2 separate regions of the Homo sapiens genome follow, and region 2 is linked to region 1. A link is an interaction called in ENCODE POLR2A ChIA-PET data of the cell type or tissue named here. Cell type or tissue: Panc1. All regions are shown on one strand. Links, peaks and the distances in the headings refer to the core of each region. The heading gives the core; the rest is flanking DNA.

Evidence for each region. ChIA-PET counts read pairs that join two places held together with the same protein. Peaks named below come from ENCODE experiments on the same cell type or tissue, not always from the same donor. Only the 100,000 strongest peaks of a DNase experiment are listed, where the experiment ranks them.
Region 2: POLR2A ChIA-PET joins it to region 1 with 12 read pairs; 2 of 35 experiments call an interaction of 5 or more read pairs at or near these places.

What each region holds. Positions count from the first base shown.
Region 1 is chr1:46,145,644-46,148,143 of GRCh38, reverse strand. The region is part of intron 1 of P3R3URF-PIK3R3 (P3R3URF-PIK3R3 readthrough); the gene reads left to right. It also overlaps a transcript of PIK3R3 not described here. Among named protein-coding and RNA genes, the nearest start is that of PIK3R3, 14 kb to the right of the region's middle. In Panc1, for the core only: no CTCF peak of the experiment used is centred there; no DNase peak of the experiment used is centred there.
Region 2 is chr1:44,809,131-44,823,956 of GRCh38, reverse strand. It overlaps BTBD19 (BTB domain containing 19), which reads right to left. Exons shown (of 8, transcript NM_001136537.3): 2 at 13,531-13,744; 3 at 13,350-13,403; 4 at 11,859-11,918; 5 at 10,893-10,961; 6 at 10,688-10,819; 7 at 10,458-10,583; 8 at 8,372-10,319. The coding sequence ends at 10,185. PTCH2 (patched 2) reads left to right here. Exons shown (of 22, transcript NM_003738.5): 20 at 572-714; 21 at 789-888; 22 at 1,288-2,019. The coding sequence ends at 1,542. It overlaps LOC107984952 (a long non-coding RNA gene), which reads right to left and starts at 3,478. Exons shown (of 2, transcript XR_001738036.3): 1 at 3,395-3,478; 2 at 1,963-2,726. It also overlaps the pseudogene RNU5E-6P. RefSeq lists enhancers at 1,575-2,230, 2,231-2,888, 3,545-4,201, 4,208-4,257, 4,288-4,387 and 4 more and silencers at 3,578-4,297, 9,969-10,038. In Panc1, for the core only: no CTCF peak of the experiment used is centred there; no DNase peak of the experiment used is centred there; H3K4me3 peaks cover 717 bases; H3K27ac peaks cover 1,340 bases.

The DNA.
Region 1 (2,500 bases), core at 1-2,500:
GTAATATCACCAAGTGGGTAAGCACAGGCCATGAGAAGACCTCCATTATTAACACTGGTCCCTCTCCATCACTGAAAATTAGAAGCATTCATAATGTTTACGAAAAACTCTTCCAAGATTGCAAAATTCTTTAGTGTTTTAACTTGGCATTATCAGTGCAGATCCAGGGCACCAATTTAGAAGTCAGCTTAAAATCCAGAAGGAAGTCAATTTTCTTACTCCCTTTTTTTTTGAGAGTTCAATGCCTTGGTAGTTTTGGTGAGTTACTTGGTTGAAGCTTCTCCTAGCAATTGCTGACCCACATGGATGTTTGGAAGGCATCATGTTAGAAAAGTGCGGAAGAGCGAAAATCTGTTGTTTTCATTAGCACAAATCTGTCTGATAGTGAGGTGCAACACTATTTAAAAAAACAGAGTTCTGGCTGGGCATGGTGGCTCACGCCTGTAATCTCAGCACTTTGGGAGGCCAAGGTGGGCGGATCACGAGGTCAGGAGATCGAGATCGAGACCGTCCCGGCTAACACAGTGAAACTCCGTCTCTACTAAAAATACAAAAAAAATTAGCCAGGCGTGGTGGTGGGCGCCTGTAGTCCCAGCTACTCGGGAGGCTGAGGCAGGAGAATGGCGTGCACTCGGGAGGCAGAGCTTGTAGTGAGCCGAGATCGCACCACTGCGCTCCAGCCTGGTGACAGAGCGAGACTCCGTCTCAAAACAACAATAACAACAAAAACAGAGTTCCTGGCCGGGCGTGGTGGCTCACGCCTGTAATCCCAGCATTTTGGGAAGCTGAGGCAGGTGGATCACTTGAGGTCAGGAGTTCAAGACCAGCCTGGCCAACATTGGTGAAACCCAGTCTCTACTAAAAATACAAAAATTAGCTGGGCCTTGTGGCAGGCACCTGTAGTCCCAGCTACAGGCTGAGGCAGGAGAATCGCTTGAACCTTGGAGCAGGGGGTTGCAGTGAGCCGAGATCATGTCAATGCACTCCAAAGTCTGGGCGACAGAGCGTGATTCCATCTCAAAAAATAAATAAAATAAAATAAAAAACAGAGTTCCTGCTGCAAAAGTAGGAAATCACAGGTAAGTTCTGAGAAAGCAGGAGTGTCAGGTGCTAGATTACCCTCCCTCCAGTCCCTGCCCATTTGTTTCCCAGTGCTAGGCTGGTTGCTTCTAGTAGAGGCTACTATAGGTCCGTGAGGGTACAGATGTTTTCTCTTCACTGGTATACTCAGGCCACTGAGAGTGAGGCTCTGAGGCAGGTCTAGCAGGAAGCTCCTGTCTTGAATACCAGGCTTATGGTGGCATTTGACTGTGTGGTCCATGGCAGATCATTACTACCCCAACCATGAGTATAGAATTGGAGAGAGGAGAGATGGGCAGGACCAAAGCTGTGTGTGTGTGTGTGTGTGTGTGTGTGTGTGTGTGTGTGTGTGTGTGTGTGTGTGTGTGTGTGTGTGTAGAGTTGGAGGGGAGGGGGGCTGTCCCTAAAATACTCAAGGCTTCCCAAGGGAGAGAACTGGAGCCTCCTCCAAGGGAGATAGCTTCAAGACCTGATCGATGAGGTTGTAGGGAACATTTGACATTTTTGGCTGCCTAGCATCTGAACACCTTTCCCATTTTGGAGGACTTCCAAATCAGATGGGAGGCAGGGCCCTTAAACTCTGATATGATATTGAGTATGTTGCCAGAAGATGCAAGAATAAAATAAAGTATGATTTTTAGAGTTTGTGGCTGCCTATTAAGTTCAAAATCTCTAATTGGAGGTAAAATGTATAGACTGTAAGTGGGTGAGGAAAGTCACAGTGATTGACCAAAATAATTTACCACTGATAGCACAGCCCATGAAAAAAGCTGCATCCCTGCTTCTGTCACATTTGGTCAGCATTAGAGTTCACGAGGAAGCCCTCTCCCAGGTACTACTCTGGGATCTTTGGGGAGCAGAGAGAAAACTGGACAGTGGTTCAGAGGGTAAAGGGAACTTAGGATTCTTGGGCTGCAAGTAACAGAATGTAGTTGGAGTCTCCTTAAATAAATAATACATTTGTATAAGCAGCCCCGTTAGACATGAAAAAGAGGGACTCCTGCCCTGGGCCCCATGTCTAGAGGGCCCGGCTTTGGCTCTTCTCTGAGCCTACCTCTCTTCATAGGATGAGAAATCCATATGGCCAAGGGTGCTTCTCCACCCAGATAAGTATTCCGCTTATCTCACCTCCCTCTTCTCAACTATGCTTAGTATCCTGAGTCCTGGAATTCTCTGCCCAAATGGACTTTAGCCTGTTTCTAGGAACTGCATGGGCCTTTTCCCTGGATCTGTTCTCCTAAGGAGAGCATTGTCAGTATCAGCACCTTTAGAACCAAGAGGTGGTCAAGGAACAGCTATTTGTAAGGCGATTGCTATGGTTTGTATGTGGTTTATTCCCATCAAAACTCATGTTGAAAATTGATCCCCAACGTGGCAGTGTTGGGAGGTAGGGACTAGTGGGAGGTGTTTGGGTCATGGA
Region 2 (14,826 bases), core at 7,557-10,056, 1.3 Mb after region 1:
TTTGTTTGTTTGTTTGTTTGAAACAGGGTCTCACTCTGTCGCCCAGGCTGGAGTGTAGCAGTGCAATCTCGGTTCACTGCAACCTCCACCTCCTGGGCCAAGCGATCCTCCCACCTCAGCCTCCCAAGTAGCTGAGACTACAGGCACACACAACCACACCCAGCTAATTTTTGTATTTGTTATAGAGACAGGGTTTTGCCATGTTTCCCAGGCTGGTCTGGAACTCCCAACCTCAGGTGATCCACCCACCTCAGCCTCCCAAAGTGCTGGGATTACAGGCATGAGCCACCGTGCCCGGGCTTGTTTGTTTTAAGAGACAGGGTCTCACTCTGTCACCCAGGCTGTACCCTATTTTCTACGTGTCTCTGTGTCTAAGCTCACCAAACCCATCCATACAGTGTTACCTAAAAGGACTCACGCATGCTCCCTGTACAGTTCCCATGAACTTAGTTCACCCAGCCTTTGGTGGGCCAAGGTATCGTTGAGCTCTGAAGACAGATACAGCTCGGGACATGGCTGAGCTGGCCATGACTGGCAGAGGAGCAGCTCCAGGACCACTCTGTTTTCCTAGGGCTTCCTGACCACCCAGGGCAGCCGGAACCTGCGGGCCGCCCATGCCCTTGAGCACACATTTGCCCCCGTGACCGATGGGGCCATCTCCACATTGCTGGGTCTGCTCATGCTTGCTGGTTCCCACTTTGACTTCATTGTAAGGTAGGGAGGGCTCGGGGCAGGGAGGCAGGGCTCAGGACAGGCCTGGGCTGACTCCCCCCACACCCTACCCCTAGGTACTTCTTTGCGGCGCTGACAGTGCTCACGCTCCTGGGCCTCCTCCATGGACTCGTGCTGCTGCCTGTGCTGCTGTCCATCCTGGGCCCGCCGCCAGAGGTGACCACACCCTCGGCACCATCCCTCTACTCCCAGCCCAAGGGACGGGGTAGGGAGAGGCAAGGGAAGGGACAGAGCCCTGTGGCCCACAGACAGGTACCTCCCCAACAGGTGCCACCAGCTGAAGGTGGCAGCCTCCTCCTTTCCCCAGACACCATGTTCCTGCCCCTCAGCCCTCCTGGCTTCTTCATGGGACCCACCTTAGACTTTTAGGATCCAGAACAAGGTGCAGGGTTTGCCCCAGGCCTCAACATCCTGTCGCCTGCCAGCTCTCATATCCTGCTGGAGACCAACAAGGGCCCCAGCTTCCCAACAGTCATGGTAATCCCCAGCGAGATGCTAAAGGGGACGGGAGCCCCAGGGGCCCGTGGGCTTACTGGGGCTGGTGTCTCCCCACAGGTGATACAGATGTACAAGGAAAGCCCAGAGATCCTGAGTCCACCAGCTCCACAGGGAGGCGGGCTTAGGTGGGGGGCATCCTCCTCCCTGCCCCAGAGCTTTGCCAGAGTGACTACCTCCATGACCGTGGCCATCCACCCACCCCCCCTGCCTGGTGCCTACATCCATCCAGCCCCTGATGAGCCCCCTTGGTCCCCTGCTGCCACTAGCTCTGGCAACCTCAGTTCCAGGGGACCAGGTCCAGCCACTGGGTGAAAGAGCAGCTGAAGCACAGAGACCATGTGTGGGGCGTGTGGGGTCACTGGGAAGCACTGGGTCTGGTGTTAGACGCAGGATGGACCCCTGGAGGGCCCTGCTGCTGCTGCATCCCCTCTCCCGACCCAGCTGTCATGGGCCTCCCTGATATCCATACAGAACAGCCACCGATTTGCACATCCAGGCCTGTGTGAGCCTGTATCTGTGTCACTTGAGAGTGAAAGCTGGCACTTGGGGCTGCAGTGCAGCCCTGTCCCCCTTCCCACCCCACACCACTGCCTGCCCAGCTGACCAAGCCTGAGGGACCCTCCAGCACCCTTCCGTCTGGTGACTCCTGGGCAGGCTCTCCATATCCCTGCCCACCTCCTACCACATCCATTATTTATATGAAAATGTCTATTTTTGTAGTATACATACATGTTAGCTATGATGAAAGTTTTATTTTTTAAAGAATGAAATATATTCTATGTGAACTAATCTCAGATGACTTCAGTGCTTTTTTTTGGACAGAGTGGGGAGTTTGCAAGTGAACATTAGCTATTGGAAGGAGCTTCTCTGGTGCCAGGACCTGAGGTATTAGCTTCTCTAGTTCTGGGTGGAAAAGACCCCAGATTCTGGATTTTTGTCATATACTTGGTAACATCATCTGGATTAAGTGCTTACTATACAAAACGATAACAAATTTTGTTGGTGTGAAATCCTACTGGGTTCAATCTGGAGACCGAGAGCAGAAAAAAAAGAACCCCACTGTGTGGCTTTCAGAGCCACCATATTCCAGCCTGCCCGTCTCTCCAGACTCACCTCCACCTACCTGCTTCACCCGCACGGGAAACGGCAAGGCAGAGGGGCAAAGCCATGCAGCAGGTGGAAGGCGAGGTGGAGGCAGATCAGGAAAGCAGCCAGTTGAAGCAGAGAGAGGTCAACAGGGTCTGGGGAGCTTCTCAGGAGGTTTGTGGACCCAGGGAAAGGAGCCAGGTTCCAGAGCAACCTCCAAGGCAAAGGCCTCTGTAAGTTGGTTGTCCTGACAGCCGAGAGGTGTCTTTGGCCAGTCAGCCAGTGGATCAGTTGCGGGAACTGCTCAGAAACTGAGGTGCTAGCAGTTAGTGAGGACACAGCGTAAGTTGTTTGTTCTGTGAAAGTTGAACAGCTCCACTAAGCAGAGGCCTTGAAGAGTGGCCACAGCCCTGGAATAGAGCACAGAGCCTCACCTAGAGGCGTGGGGAGGTTTGCAACTGCCCCTTCCCAGCCATAGCTTAGGACCCATAGTCTAGTTCACATAGACCCTGGGCTCCAACCACCCACTCACCAGGAATGATCCCACCCCAGGAACAATGCGTTCTCACATCCCACCCCACCTGGACAAAGGCCAGGAAATCATGTTCTGACCAAAAGATACAACAACAAAAACAACAACAACAAAAAACGCCTATTGCAATTGAATCCACGCTAAAATGCCTAAAAAGCTCAAGAGAAGCGGGTAGTTGGCAGAGAACCTAGAGTAGGGGGTGCAACCAGCAGGCCCAAGGGAGGGAGGCTGCATTTGGGTCCAGCAGTGTTTGGGTCACCAAGAAGGGCCTTCTAGGTGGAGCAGAGAGAGCTCACCAGGCCAGAATAGTGCAAAGGGGGTCAGCCCTCAGTGCCACTTACCAGCGGAGTAACCCTGGGCAAGTTAGCCAGCCTCACTAAGCCTCCTCATCTTCATCTTTCCAGGCCCGAGGAGATCTAGCCTCTGCCTCCCACCCCAGCACCCCCTCATCAGACACACGGAGCGCCACTGTCTGGACAGGCTGAATTGGTCTTCGGGTCCCTAATTTCTCATACGCCATTCCCTCTGCCTAGAACACTTTCTCACCTCCCCTTGATGTGACCCCATATCACCCTTCGAGGTGAATTGGATCGGATGCCATCTCCTCCAGGAGGGGTGGGGTCGTGCCTCCTGTGAGGTCCCAGTGCCCCTGAGTGTCTGTGCCCGTCTGTTTCCCCGTCCCTCTCTCTAAGCCCGGAGGCTTACTGCGGGTAAGGACGGCGGGACAGGACCTTAACCCCTGGGACGAACACCAGCTCCGCAAAGGACTCCGCACCCGGCGCCGCCCACGGGGTGCGGGTCCCAGGAGGACCAGCAGAGAGGAGCATAGGAGAGCAAAGGAGATCAGTGACCCATGGCTTCCCCGGTGGCGCGGAACAGCCCGGAGCCGCCTGTGATTTGCATACCCATGGTGCACCACGAAAAGATACCCTCAAGATGCTTGCACTCCCTCTGTGCGCGCATTTCTGCACTGTTTTAGAGCATGATGCCTCTTACACGCATCTGTGTGCATAAACTACATATAGGGAGTGCGTACCACGCAGGCATCCAACAACCATAAGTGTGTTAAGTGTTAGTTCTCCCTGCGAGGTTCGAAGCGGAAGTCACGAATATACTCGGGTTTCTCTTCAAAGCGCATAAATCTTTCGCCTTTTACTAAAGATTTCCGTGGAGAGAAAGTTGTGAGTTTTTATTCAATTTTTTGAGGCCTCTTATTTCCTGAGGCTACATTTTTAAGTATTAAAAGTTAGGCAACTACAACCAAGGAACTTGGTCATTTGTTATTTGTACCAAATGTTCACAAACTTATTCGGGCGTGGTGGTGCCTGTTTGCAATCCCACCTATTGGAGAAGCTGGGGCGGGAGAGTCTCTTGACTCTAGAAGACGGAGGTTGTAGTGATCCGAGATCGCGCCACTGCCCTCTAGTCAGAGTGGCAGAGACTCCTGGGGCGGGAGAGTCTCTTGACTCTAGAAGACGGAGGTTGTAGTGATCCGAGATCGCGCCACTGCCCTCTAGTCAGAGTGACAGAGATTCAGTGTAAAACAAAAAAAAATCAGAAGTTTGCGTGACACCTTGTTTTGAGCTACATTTGGGGTTTATTGGCTTCTGCAGTGTGCAGTAAGACTGGCTTCTATTGTTTATTTCTTGCGTTTTTGTTGCATTTCGTTGCAGATTTAAGAGATAAACAGTGGAAGGCGCTTTCAAGTCGTCCGGTCATTAATTAAGCCTTATTGTGGCTAGAGGTTCAGGGGCGGTATATCGCGCCAACCAAACTCCTTGTTCTATTCCCAGAGACAGTAGCTGTTAGCGGTTTGGTGTGGCTCTTCCAGACTGATTTTTTTTTCCCAACTCGATTGCGAATCCAAACACAGTTTATGTGGTGAAGAGACAAGGTTCCTTCTCCTATGGAGCTTTTTTCTTTTGAGATGGAGTCTCACTTTGTCACCCAGGCTGGAGTGCAGTGGCTCAATCTCGGCTCACTACAACCTCCGCCTCCCGGGTTCAAGCGATTCTCCTGCCTCAGCCTGCGGAGTACCTGGGACTACAGGCGCCCGCCACCACACCCGACTAATTTTTGTATTTTTAGTAGAGACGGGGTTTCACCGTGTTGGTGAGGATGGTCTCGATCTCCTGACCTCGTGATCCGCCTGCCTCAGCCTCCCAAAGTGCTGGGATTACAGGTGTGAGCCACCACACCTGGCCCTTTTCTTTCTTTCTTTCTTTTTTTTGTTTTTTGTTTGTTTGTTTGTTTGTTTGTTTGTTTTTGAGAGGGAGTTTCGCTCTTGTTGCCCAGGCTGGAGTGCAGTGGCGCGATCTCGGCTCACTGCAACCTCCACCTCCCGGGTTCAAGCGATTCTCCTCCTCAGCATCTGGGATTACAGGCGCACCACCACGCCCGGCTAATTTTTGTGTTTTTAGTAGAGACAGAGTTTCACCATGTTGGCCAGGCTGGTCTCAAACTCCTGACCCCAGGTAATCCGCCTGCCTCGGCCTTCCAAAGTGTTGGGATTACAGGCAAAAGCCAACGTGCCCGGCCCCTATGGAGCTTTTCTAATAGAACCAAACACAAAACAAATTGAATAAATAATATAAATCCCAGATAAATAATATCTCAGTGAGAAGTGCCCTGTAGAAAGAGCATTTTGATAGAATGGTCTACCTCCTTCCTATTCCCTCTCCATAAGGGAGCTCACCTACTTCCATGGCTTTAAGTAAATGCCATCTGATAGCTAGTGACCCCCCAGTTTACAGCCATCAGCTAGTCCTGTTGACTCCCTTCCATCAGCTGGTCCTGTTGATACCTTCAAAGCGTACGCTTCATCCAACCACATTTTACCACCTCCACTGCTGCCATCCTGGTCCAAGATCTCTTGCTGGATAATTGCAATAGCCCCTAACTGTTCTCCCTAGACCACTCTTCTACCTCGCTCTTGCCCTTCTCAATTCCAGTCCTCCACATAACGGCCAAATTCTTTTTTTTTTTTTTCTGAGAGGGTCTTCCTGGAGTGCAGTGGCTGGAGTGCAGTGGCACAATCTCAGGCTGGAGTGCAGTGGCGCAATCTGAGTTCACTGCAACCTCCACCTCCCAGATCCAAGCAATTCTCCCACCTCAGCCTCCCAAGTAGCTGGGACTGCAGGCGCGTGCCACCACACTGGCTAATTTTTGTATTTTTTGTAGAGACGGGATTTCGCCATGTTGCCCGAACTGGTATCAAACTCCCAGATTCAAGTGATTCGCCCACCTCACCCTCCCAAAGTGCTGGGATTACAGGCAGGAACCACCATGCCCAGCCCAAATTATTCTTTTAAACTAAATCTGATCACACATCACTGTCCTGCACAAAACCCTCCAATGCCTTCCCCCATGACACATAGCTCCCTGCAGATCTCTTGTCAAATGTTATCTCATCAGAGGTCTACAATCAGTGCCCTGTACGAAATAGTCCCACTCCCACCACATAGCTATCTCTTCAACCTGTTTTGCTTTTCCTCATAGCACAAACTACTCCCTGAATAGAGCATACATTTCTTTACTTGTTTACTGCATGTTTCTCCTCTTAGAATGTTAGCTCCATGAGGCAAAGACTTGACTTGACTTGTTGTCTGATGTACTTATTCCATGACCGTAAATCAATGTCTAGTGTGTGAGCACTCAATGAATAGTTGTGGAACAAATGAATGAATATGTTTTCTAAACACATATACAGAATTTAATCTGTCCCACTACAATTCTAAGTATTTTATGAAATTATTTTCATCTTCCTAAAAACTCTACTAAATAGGTTCCATTATCTCCATTTTATAAATAAGGAAGCTGAGGCAAAGAAAGGTTAATCACAAAGAAAATATGTGGCGGAGCTGGGATTCAAATGCAAGCATTCTGGCTCCAGGAGACACGCTCTTAATCACTATGCTACCTTTTTTCTTTTAACAAGAGGAATCATGCTGTAATTGGTCTATTCTGTGCTTTTTTCACCAAAGATCATGGATTTTTTAAATATTACAGGAATATACCATAGTTAATATAACCAGTCCTCTGGTAATGGACGTATAGATGATTTTCAATTTCCACTATCCAATCAATGCTGCCATGTACTACTGAGTAAGCACATTTTCTGTCGAGAGATAATGCTAAATAACTATCTTTAATCCCTGTGCAATATATATACACACACATCTATGTGTATATATAATATACACACACATCTATGTGTATATATAATATACACACACATCTATGTGTATATATAATATACACACACATCTATGTGTATATATAATATACACACACATCTATGTGTATATATAATATACACACACATCTATGTGTATATATAATATACACACACATCTATGTGTATATATAATATACACACACATCTATGTGTATATATAATATACACACACATCTATGTGTATATATAATATACACACACATCTATGTGTATATATAATATACACACACATCTATGTGTATATATAATATACACACACATCTATGTGTATATATATACACACACATCTATGTGTATATATAATATATACACACATCTATGTGTATATATAATATACACACATCTATGTGTATATATAATATACTCACATCTATGTGTATATATAATATACACACACATCTATGTGTATATATAATATACACACACATCTATGTGTATATATAATATACACACACATCTATGTGTATATATAATATACACACACATCTATGTGTGTGTGTGTGTGTGTGTGTGTATATATATATATACATATATATATATATATTTTTTTTTTTTTTTTTGAGACAGAGTCTCACTCTGTTGCCTAGGCTGAGTGCAGTAGCACAATCTCAGCTCACTGCAACCTCCGCCTCCCAGATTCAAGCAATTCTCGTGCCTCAGCCTCCCAAGTAGCTGGGATTACGGGCATGTGCCACCACACCTGGCTAGTTTTTTGTATTTTAGAGACAGGGTTTTGCCATGTTGCCCAGGCTGATCCCGAACTCCTGAGCTCAGGCGAACCACCCACCTCGGCCTCGCAAAGTTCTAGGATTACAGGCGTGAGCCACGGTGCCTGGCCTCCTGTACAATATATTTTTGTATGAAGTCCCTGAGATAGAAATCTAACTTTATTTTCTTCTAAATAGTCAACTGTCTCTCATTTTAGATTGACAGTATCTTGCTTTGCAGCTCCTTTAAAACTCTTCATGGAATAAAGTGGCATTTAAATGAGGAAATAGGCTGGGTGTGGTGGTGCTTCATGCCTGTAATCCCAGCACTTTGGGAGGACGGAGTGGGACCATTGCTTGAGCCCAGGAGTTTGAGAACAGCCCGGGCAACGTAGGGAGACCTCATCTCTACAAAAAGAAAAAAAAAAGTTAGCCGAATGTGATGGAACATGCCTGTAGTCCCAGCTATTCAGCAGGCTGAAGTGGGAAGATCACTTGAGCCTGGGAGGCTGAGGCTGCAGTGAGCCGAGATTGCACCACTGCACTCCAGCCTGGGTGAGAATAAGGTTGTGTCATAAATAAATAAATAAAGTCATTTACTTAACATTTACATAGCACTGATTATCTGACAGAGACTGAGGAAGCAGAAACGAGTAAGACACCACTCCAGGCCCCAGGGATCTTTCTTGAGGGAGATTCACATCCTCGGGAAAACAAGATGTATAGTGAATGAAGGAGGTAGCAGAGGGGTCTGCAGTAACTGAGTAAGGTATGGAGCTAGAGGACTAATACCTCCAGGATAAATGAATTTATACAAAGATTGTATTTGAGAGAAGAGGTGAGGAACCACTCACTAGTAGTTTTGAGTGCCCTGAAAGTGAAATAGATTGAATTTTGTCCTGGAGGTCAATGGGATGTTCCAGGACTTAAGCCCCATAGGACTGACAATCAAAAACAGGTCTGGCTGCACTGTGGGAAATGGATTGAGGGGGCGCTGGAGTGAAGGCAGGAAGGCTGTGAGACGTGTCAGACAGGACAGGTTGAACCTGGGGCTGAGAGAACTGAACCAACTGGAAAGGTCTCTTAAGGTCTCTTACAAGGTAAAAAGAGACCTAAGGCAGGTGTGAAGAGCGATAAGGCAAGGATGAGATCCAGGTTTCTGGCGTGGGTGTCCACGGAAATGAGAAACACGATGGGGGCAGAGCTGGGGAAAAGCTGGGGAGATCAATTTCTCGCCGAGCCTGTGGTGTCTGAGGGGCATTCAGGGAGCGATCTCCAGGGGGGCAGGTCTGGAATGAAAGAAGGAGCTGAGGCCGGGCATGGTGGCGCACACCTGTAATCCCAGCACTTTGGGAGGCCGAGGCTGGCGGATCACATGAAGTCAGGAGTTCGAGACCAACCTGGCCAACATGGTGAAACCCCCGTCTCTACTAAAAATACAACAATTAGCCGGGCGTTGTGGTGCATGTCTGTAATCCCAGCTACTCAGGAGGCTGAGGCACGAGAATCGCTTGAACCCGGGAGGCGGAGTTTGAAGTGAGCCGAAATCGCACCACTACACTCCAGCCTCGACGACAGAGCAAGACTCTGTCTCAAAAAAAAAAAAAAAAAGGCCGAGGCGGGCGGATCACAAGGTCAGGAGATCGAGACCATCCTGGCTAATACGGTGAAACTCCGTCTCTACTAAAAATTCAAAAAAATTAGCCGGGCGTGGTGATGGGCGCCTGTAGTACCAGCTACTCCGGAGGCTGAGGCAGGAGAACGGCGTGAACCCGGGAGGCGGAGCTTGCAGTGAGCCGAGATGGCACCACTGCCCTCCGGCCTGGGCGAGAGTGCGAGACTCCGTCTCAAAAAAAAGAGAGAGGAGAGAAAGAAAGAAAGAAAGAAAGAGATAGAGAAAGAGAAAGAAAGAAGGAAGGAAGGAAGGAAGGAAGGAAAGAGAAAGAAAGAAAAAGAAAGAAAGAAAGAAAGAAAGAAAGAAAGAAAGAAAGAAAGAAAGAAAGAAAGAAAGAAAGAGAAAGAAAAAGAAAAGAAAGAGGGAGCTGAGCTGAACAGATAGATATGTGGGAGTCATCAGAATAGACTAGTAGACGACAATGCCCAGGGGCAGGGCGTAGAGTCAGGGTGTGGAACGAAGGAAATCCTCGTTTTCGAGTTTCACCCCCTCAGGGAGGCCCAGCCCAAGCCCTGCCCGGCCCGACCCCACCTCGCCCACACGGGCTTGATCCCGCACAAGGGGCTGCGCGTGGCAGACAACGGTTCTTCCGGCGCCCGGCTCACTGGGCACGCTGGGAACGGAAGCCCGCTCCGAACGCCGAGCACTTCGGGAGCTGTAGTTTGGGGCAGGCTCAGCTGGGCGGGTCGAGGGCTCCCTGCGAGTCCCGGCGTTGGATCATTTGAAGGACAGGTCCAGAAAGCGGTGATGCTCCCGGGGCAGGGTGCCTCTCCGGCGGCGACACGGGGCGCCCCGGGCCTCATCCCCTCTCCGCAGGGCATGGCATTTCCACGCCTCCACAATCTGCTCCACCTGCAGAGCAAGGCCAGTTAGTGCGCAGTCCCGCGGTGGCCCCTCGCCCCGAGGACCGTGGGCCGGGCTGCTCCTGCCCCCTCCCAGCGCCCTGTACCCCCTGCTGAGTGGAGCTGGGCCGGTTCCCCGCGTCCCCACCGGGATGAGTGGTTCCTGCCGGTTCTGCTCTTCCAGGGCGCTCAGCTCCGCCGGGGCCAGCAAGGCTAGTCTCAGCTCTTTCACCACCGGGGCCGCCACCTCAGCCACCGGCCGCTCCAGCACCGCCTGCAAACGCCAGCCCTGAGTCGGGCACCTGTCCTGCCGCCCGCTCACCAGTCTCGTGGCCAGCACCTCCTTCCGTGCCCTTGCGCTCCCCCAGCCCCACTCACCGCGCCCACGCGCGCCCAGCTTCGGGCCGCGCGGACCAGTTCAGCCTCGTCCACGCAGAGCTTGTCGCTGCGGAGCAGGGGCAGCAGCGCGGCCGCCGACAGCTCCAGGAAGCCTCGGGTCCGGAGGGCCTCCTGCGAGCCGGCAAATGGGTCAGGGAGGAGCAGAATGCGGTGCGTAGGGTGAGGAGTATGAAGGGAGCAGTACCTGGCTGTGGGCCTCTATGAAAGCCACGCAGCGCTCCTGCAGCTGCCCCAGGCCAAAGGTTACGGCCACCTGCGAGCAGAATGAGGGAGATCAGGTTGGAGACTGGAGAGGCCGTAGCCCAGCCTGCTCACTGGGACCCACCACTGCAAGCCTGACCCTAGCCCTAGCTGGGGAGGCTGACAGGGCCCTCAGCCCTCCAGGAAACTAGACCCAATGAAAGCCTGCTACACACACACACACACACACACACACACACACACACACACACACACACACACGTGGACTCACTCTACAACCTGCTCTTCCCTACAGGAGACCACGCCATGGCCTTCAAACCCCACCTGGGACCTAGGCTTGATTTTTTTTGAGGCAGAGTCTCACTCTGTTGCCCAGGCTGGAGTGTGCAGTGGCGCAATCTCGGCTCACTGCAACCTCTGCCTCCCGGGTTCAAGCGATTCTCCTGCCTCAGCCTCCAGAGTAGCTGGGAGCATGCCACCACACCAGGCTAATTTTCTGTATTTTTAATAGAGACAGGGTTTCACCGTGTTAGCCAGGATGGTCTCGATCTCCTGACCTCTTGATCCGCCCGCCTCGGCCTCCAAAAGTGCTGAAATTACAGGTGTGAGCCGTTGTGCCTGACCCAGCTTGACTTCTAAAGTCTACAGCCACCCTTTCCCTACCCCAAGTCAAGCTGAGAACCATTCCCCAGCCCTGACAGACAGAAGACCAGCAAAGACCTCCAGCCCCTTCAACACCTGCTCCTGCACCTGACCCTGCTGATACACCCAGGATCCCACAGATCTAGGCACAGAATTCATCCTATAAACATCCTTGGAGCACCCCCACCACCACCATGTACCCAAGTTATTTCCAGGCCAGACACAGCAGGCCCAGGCTCCCAGGTGCTGGGAGCCCATTTCCACACACAGAGCCAGACTCCTACCATGCCTGTCCAGCAGCACCCACCTGCAGGGCCTCACAAACCAAGTCCACATCCAGCACCTTCACCACAAACTGCAGGCACAGCTGGGAACAGAAATGAATGTGGGTTGGGTGGCGGTGTCCCTGCTCCAAGACACTAGTTCCACCCCAGAAGCAGTGAGCAGGCTTGGAGCGGTGAGTCACCCAGCAGCCCCAGACCCATCCTGACCCAGGCCAGGGGAGGCAGGGAATTGCTAGAGCCTGAGACAGCAGGCTTACAGGAACTGGAGACTAGCAAAACCAAGCCCAGCCACCCACCTTCTAGTACATTCGCCACTAATCAAAACCAGATAAAGGCCATGCAAAATTCTCCCCTTCTTTCAGGATGCTTATCTTCCTCCACTTGTTCCCTTCCTGACTCAAGGATACTTCTATTTTTAGCAGAAACTTGAATTTCATCCGTGACATCTCTCATCTCTTGACTGCTGCACTAGCCTCCTGACTGGACTAGCGAGTCCTCTCCACCTCTTCCAATCCCTTCTCCCCTGAGTTTCCAATTCTTCACTCCCTTATCGGAAACCTTCAGTGAATCTCCACTGCCCTCTGCTTAAAAGAAGTCCAAAAGCTTGAGGGCCCTACATGAACCAGGCCCTGGCGTCCTCTGCAGTCTCGTCTTGCCCTCTCCTCACAGTTCAGACACACCAAATGTCTCACTAGCTCCTTTGGTGCCTCTGTGACTAGAATACCATCTTCCCACTTCCCCTAGGAACAAAATCCTATTTGTTCTACCAGATCGAACACAAATGTTTCCTCCTCTGGGAAGTCTTCTCCTCTCCCTAGTGGCGGGACTGGAGAGTCCCCCCATACAGTCTCGGCACCATTCACGCTTCTCTATCACACTTTCTTTTTTTTTTTTTTTTTTTGAGGGCAAGTCTTGCTCTGTCACCCAGGCTGGAATGCAGTGGCACGATTTCAGCTCACTGCAACCTCTGCCTCCCAGGTTCAAGCGATTCTTGTGCCTCAGCCTCTCAAGTAGCTGCAATTAACAGGTGTGTGCCACCATGCCTGGCTAATTTTTGTGCTTTTAGTAGAGATGGGGTGTCACCATGTTGCCCAGGCTGGTCTGGAACTTCTGGGCTCAAGTGATCCACCTGCTTCAGCTTCCCAAAGTGCTGGGATTACAGGCGTGAGCCACTGCGCCCGGCCTCTATCACACTTCTTATGCCACCCAGGTAAGCATTTTCATGTGTCTGTCTCCTCTCCCTCTCTGGAGAACACGGATCAAGGCTGATATCTTTGTATCTACAGCACCAGCCATAATCACCCCCTCTTCCCACAGCACACACAGGGCAGGCATGCATGGATCCTTTTGCACACAGGCACACATACATGCCCTACTTACTTGGGAGAGATATACATACTTCTCTCTGTGTGGGCACACGTTCCTCTCCAGGCCAGAGTGTGTGTGAGGCAGGGCGGGAAGTGAGCCCGTGAGAAGCAAGGGAAATGAGACAGGGACCTGGCACAAAAACCCACCTCTCTCAGTTCCTCCAGCCCATACTCCACAGCCGCTGTCAGCACTTCCAGCACCTGTAGAGTGGGTGGTTGGGGGAGTGGAAGGGAGTTTCCCCTGCCCTGTGCCCACAGTGTAATGGGCAAACTCCTGCCTCTGGCACCCCCCACCTCTCCCACCCAGGCCCCTGGTCAGCAGGCTCACAGAGTGGCGGTACAGCTTGACACTGTTGGTATATAGGAACTCCAGCACTGCCAGGAAGGCCTCAGTTGGCACAGTGCTTAGCACCACAGGACTGGGCACCCCGGGGCCTGGCTCTGTGCCCAGAAGTCGCTGGAAGAAGTTGCATCTACAGGCCAACAAGCACCGATGGGCAAATACCTCCTGCCGTTCTTGACCAACCACGAAGCAAACATCACTGTGGGAGACAGGCAGAGAGGCAGCGGGGAGGAGGCCAGCACCCGGAGTGCAACTTGGGCTGTGCCTTTGCCCACTCTGGGTCTTAGTTTCCTAACCAGAATGTAAGAGACAGGGCTTCGTCCCTCCAGCAGAAGGTCTGGGACCCAAAGCCCTGAGTTCTAGTCCCAGCTCCACCTAATGGGTACCATAGGCAAGTGACTTCCTATCTTTGAATCTCAGGTTTCTCACCCATGAAATGGGACAATAATCCTAAACCTCAGGTCTCAGAGGAGATGACTATGCTTGATTACTGAGGGGCATCTGGGCTAATAGAAGCAAGGTTGATCCCACCTTCCCCTCTCCTCCCCAGCCTGAGTCTTGGGGGCAGGGAAGCTTCTTTTGGCTCCTCCTCCACCAGCTGCAAACTCAGCTTTTTTTCAGCCCTCCTCCAGACAGGAGGGTGTGGGGGTGTGGGGCACAGAGTGCACAACGACTGCAAACAGACACAGCAGTGATGCACCATCATGAGCCAGACCACAGTTTCCATCTTCATGATCACTTCCGGCCCCAGCTCTGGGCCTCTGAACAAGGCAGGGGATAGGAGGCAGATGAGGCTGGAGCCTCCTAGAGCCTCTTAGTCCCAGGTCCAAAGCCTGGGGGGTTCACATTACCCAGACCAGACTGTGACCCCAAAGAAGCAGGGTGATGGAAGTCACCACCCTTTGGGGAAGAGCTCAGATCTGAGACCATGAGGACAGAGAACTTCATTCTAGCTCTCCTGAGCAGCCCGGCCTCCTGTAAACTCTACCCCTGGTTTCAGACACCACTGGCATCCCGGCCAGCAGGGAGCAGCCAGCACCCCCGAGGCTTCCTGTCAGGGACTATGGCTCAATCTCTGGAGCTTTGTTCTTCTTGTGAAGCCTCAGTTCCCAGAACAGGTCATCTGTTCCTCTTCTTCTAGCAGTGAGGCCTCAATACCAAGCTGAGTGAGTGGAGGGAGGAGGGGAATCATGACCCACCATCTCTAAGGATCCCAGGGGCTGAGAATCATTTTCTTCTGCCAGGGGCCAAAGTCCAAAGAAGGAAGGGCTTTGCCTGAGC